2 separate regions of the Homo sapiens genome follow, and region 1 is linked to region 2. A link is an interaction called in ENCODE POLR2A ChIA-PET data of the cell type or tissue named here. Cell type or tissue: PC-9. All regions are shown on one strand.

Region 1 (2,500 bases), 58 kb before region 2:
CTGGAACACAATATATGCTCATTAATATTATTGAAGAAATAGGAGCTTGATTTGTCATTTAGTTGCTGTCAATATGTCTCTGATACTGTGATACTGCAGTGGTAAATTAACAATGAAAACTAATTTTGTCAAGCATTTTTCAGGATATGCTTTTCAAATAGCTGCCTTCATCTATAGCATAGAGCATTTCTCTACTGCCTCACATCTTAAAATGTTACTCTAGCACCATCTCTAGTGCGACAAAATTACACACAGGATACAAGCTCAGGTGAAATCGTTCTGTCAATTTCAGTAAGCTTATACTTATTTTCTAGACTCCTCTGTGTTCTAGCCCCTACCAAACAGTCCAGCTTCATCTCTTGCTACTTCACCTTATCGCTAACCCTAAATTCTTCTATCTAGCCACAGTGACTCTTCTGATTTCTCAATGCCATGCTGTTTTCTTTGGGTCCTTAGTTATAGGTAGCCACCTTTGCCTGGAAATGTTTACTCCACTTTTACCTTTATGTGGCACAGTCCTGCTCTTTTTAAGCTTTTAGCTCAGTTACTTCCTTCCAGAACTTCTTGTACTCCTACATATGGGGTAAGGGCCTCCCTTGCTCCCATGATACTCTAGCCTTTCTTCACATAGCATGTACCATACTATTTAATTGCCTGTTTGTCTACATTCCTCCTGTATGAACCATATTCTTGTAAGCCCCAAGCATATATCCTGGTTGTATTAGTCCATTTTCATACTGCTATAAAGAACTGCACAAGACTGTAATTTACAAAAGAGGTTTAATTGACTCTCAGTTCAGCATGGCTGGGAAGGCCTCAGGAAACTTACTTACAATCATGGCAGAAGGTGAAGGGGAAGCAAGACACCTTCTTCACAGTGCAGTAGGAAGGAGAAGGGCTGTGCAAAGGGGGCAGGGCGCCTTATAAAACCATCAGATCTCTTGAGAACTCACTCATTATCAGGAGAACAGCATGGGGGAAACTGCACCCATGATTCAATTACCTCCACCTGGTCTCTCCCTTGACACATGAAGATTATGTGGATGACAATTCAAGATGAGATTTGGGTGGGGAGGCAAAGCCTAACCATATCACTTGTACTTAGCAGTTGCTCAATAAACATTGTGAAATAAGTATTGTGAAGTAAACACTACGAAATTAATTAATGAAGAAAATAAATGTAAAGTATGTTGGTTGGCAAAGTTAGAAGTATTTGTTAAAAAGTCCATTAATGATCTTGTAGAATCACGTAAACATGTTGATATATTAGTATAAATATATTGCCTACAGATTGGCATACAGTACAGTGAAAGTACTACAGTAAGCTGTACTTGGTCTATTTTATGCTCCCTTTTTCTTCCCAGGAAAAAAGAGAAGAATAAGATAATGGCTATCAGAGAAAGAATAATTGGAACACCTTAGTCTTAAATAGGTTTGTTTGACAAGAGTATGATTAAAATAATTTCACATATAGAGTTTAATAAAGCAATGACAAAAGAAGGAAAAATATCTTCATATAGCCAAAGAGAACAAGGAATTTGCAAAATTCATGAATAGACATGAATAGATGAGAATAAATGATGATTGGATATTTAACTATTTTGGCCACTGAAGATATTAGTAGGCATTTGCATAGAAGGCAAAGCAAACATTCTTTGCTGATGTTAATATTCAGGTTTACAAATCACTGTGGTAAGCACAGTTCTGCCCAGGAACACAAAGTGTGCGTTCAACCTACACAGTTGAAGGCAGTGGCTCTGGTTCTGCCCTATTTACTAGGCCACAATTGCTCTATTCCCCAAATTGTTCTAATTTACTTAAAGTTACTATATAGTCAAAAGGGAATTTCTTGAATTGTAACATTTAATTATTTTAGACCCGAGATTTTTATTTTAGTGTACAGAAATACTAGTTTAGATTCCAATAAGTCTGGGACATAATTTCCTTTGTTTACTAGACTATAATTTGTGCTTATTAGACTGGTATATTATTGAAATCAAATAAACACTGTAAATGAACTCTGTATTTTGTAAATAATAAAATATTGATAAGAAAATTCAAAACAGTTTCAAAGTCATTAATAGGTATATTGCCCAAATAACTCCACTTGTCCTTAAGGTTAAACCTGTGTTTTGTTGAGAAAGCCTGCTATACCCCCAATCTGAATTAGCTGCTTTGTTTTGTGCTTCTACAATACTTTGTACATACATTATTGTTTTAGTCTTCCTTATTAATAGATAACTTTTAAGTTTCAAAAGTTACACCTGCATTTCTGAAACAAATGAAAACATAGTTGTATGAAAAGAGATAATTTTGTGGATTTTCCTCCACATGTTTCTCTGTCTTGGACATATTTCTATCCATGCTGTTAGCACACTGACTTAAAATTGTTTGTTTTAGATCCCCCTCTTCCATTGAATCTCACCTCACCCCTGGCTGCAAGTTAGAATCACCAAGGACATTTTTCAAGACACTCAAATATACCAACATTTCCTCCCTA
Region 2 (2,500 bases):
TAGCTTATGGTACAACTACAGTATTTAGGACATATAACATACAAAATATGTGCTAATCGACTGTTTACGTTATTGGTAACGCTTCCAACCAACAGTAGGCTATTAGTAGTTAAGTTCTGGGGTAGTCAAAAGTTAAGTGTGGAATTTTCAACTGTATGGGGTCAGCACCCCTAACCCCTGAGTATTGAAGGGTCAACCATACTTGATATTAGCAGTGCTTATTGGTAGCAGACCACAAAGATCTCTCTTAGGAACGTAGCCATACAGCTATGTTAAGCAGGTGTGGCAAGCACAATAATGGCCCCTCAAACATATCCCTATCTTAATCCCCAGAATTTGAGAATATGTTACTTTATCTGGTGAGAGGGATGTTTGCAGATGGATTAAATTATAACTCTTGAAAGATTACTGTGGATTATCCAGGTTGGTCCAATATGATCACAAATGTCCTGGAAAGAGGGAGGCAACAGTATCAGAGCCGAGAAAGGAGATGTGGTGACAGAAGCAGGGGTAGGAGTGACACAGGGCCGTAAACCAAGGAATGCAGGCTGCCTGTAGGAGCTGGAAAAAGCACAGAAAGGGATTCTTCTCTAAAACTTCCAGATGGAACACAGCCCTACTGATACACTTTAGACATCTCCAGAACTGTAGGATAATAAATTTGTGTCTTTTAAGCTACTGAATTTGTAGCAATGTGTGACAGCAGCAATTGGAAACTAATATATCAGGCAAATCGTTGGAGATAATTTGGGGCTTCAAATGGCAGGAAACTCAAACTGGTTTAAATAATAGGATAGCAAGAAGATGCATTGGCTTAGATATTAGGATGTCTAACATGGGGCAGAATGAGTTGCTCCATTGGCTCAATGATATCATCAGTGATGCCACTTAATTTCTGTCTCTATCTCTGCCCTGTATTTCTGTTTCACTGATGTTATCCTGAAACTGGTTCCCTTATAAGTTTGGGAAGGCTGCCAGTAGCAATTGGAGTTAAATTTGTCCTTGTTCACTTTTATCAGGAAAGAGCCCACCTTCTCATAATTATCTACCTTGATAGACTTGCACTAATCAGGACCCATCCCTGGAGCTCCCCCTAAGGGCTACCTGTCACAGGGCCCATGCCTGAACAAAATCAGGGTCCTATTAGGAAAAGGAGAGAGGGGGTATATGCCAGACAGAATATTTGCCATGCACCACAAAGAATGTCACAGAATCCTGTGCCAAGAATGTGAAGGGATAAATAAAAGTGGTTAAACAAATTGCAGGGACACTGTGCCCTCAGTCACAGACCTAGGAAACAAGTTCCAGCTTTTACTTGGCAATGTTTCCCCTTGCTCTATAAGGACAGTTGTATAATGGAAGGAGCAGCAGCAGTTAGTAAAACCTCATGACTCGTTCTGCCAGGCTTAGACTGGCAGTTAGACTGGACTTTCTTCCACCTGGGGAATGGCAACGTGCCCAGCACCTTGGCTCATCATACCACCGTCTGGCTTACCTGCTGCAGGTCACTGAACTCTGGAGTAGATTGACATCAGATAGCCTCTTGTGAATTATCCCTAAAATGATGGGTTTCCTTTGAAAACTGCTAACTCTTCATACATTTCTACATATACTTTACTGCATTCTTCTGTGATTGAAATTTGCTTCTTAATATGTTTTATAAATATCCAACATGACAGTTCAGAGGAATTTCCTACCCAACCAACTCTGTAGTCAAAGTAACAGGAAGAAAAAGAGACAGATGGGAAATTATTTCATTTAATCTCCAACTTCCAATGAATTATTTTCTCTAATATTACAGAAGAGGAAATTTGAGAACTAAGGAACTAAGCTGCAAAGCCTATAATGTCAGAGCTGTTATTAGCCTTAGGGAAATATGATTCCCAAGCCCATGCTCTTCCTTTTGTATTCCTTGGAGTCACTCCAAGAGTTGGATATATGTATAAAGTTGATCTACAAGAAATGTCTCCTTCTAATACTCTCCATGTGACTTAAGGCTTATTCCAGAACTGGTCCTCATGTCCTACAGGGAGGCTAAGAAGTCTGAAGACATCGGACATTCTCCAAATTTATGTAAATTAGAGATAGAGGTGAGGAAAGATCCCTCTAGACTAGTTCCAGAAGAAAGCAAGAGTAGATCAAGTTGCTTAATGATCTCCTTAGGCCTGTTCTTTCCTTTAATTGTAAGGGAAATCTAAGCACAGTCACATTGATCATCAGAATTGATTAGGGTAATTTGGCTTGCCAGGTGGGCATACTAACCATGGCCCTAAGCACTTGCAGAGGACTAACAAACACCAAAGAGAATTCTTCCTCTTCATTATCTTTCTGTTTCTGGGAATCCTTTGAGAAACAACACACAAATCACCCCAACTCGTGTATATAGCTCAGGATAGCACTGGTCTCCAGGAAACAGCTCCAGACTTAATGGACATAAATAAGCAAGGCTCTAAGGTTCATGAGGGCACACTGCATTGTATACACACTGCATTCTTAGTTC

The links. Peaks named below come from ENCODE experiments on the same cell type or tissue, not always from the same donor. Only the 100,000 strongest peaks of a DNase experiment are listed, where the experiment ranks them.
Region 1: POLR2A ChIA-PET joins it to region 2 with 5 read pairs; 2 of 35 experiments call an interaction of 5 or more read pairs at or near these places.

Annotation. Positions count from the first base shown.
Region 1 is chr2:214,319,755-214,322,254 of GRCh38, forward strand. The region is part of intron 15 of SPAG16 (sperm associated antigen 16); the gene reads left to right. Among named protein-coding and RNA genes, the nearest start is that of VWC2L, 90 kb to the right of the region's middle. In PC-9, no CTCF peak of the experiment used is centred here; no DNase peak of the experiment used is centred here.
Region 2 is chr2:214,377,540-214,380,039 of GRCh38, forward strand. All of the region lies in intron 15 of SPAG16 (sperm associated antigen 16), which reads left to right. Among named protein-coding and RNA genes, the nearest start is that of VWC2L, 32 kb to the right of the region's middle. In PC-9, no CTCF peak of the experiment used is centred here; a DNase peak (open chromatin) is centred at 1,412.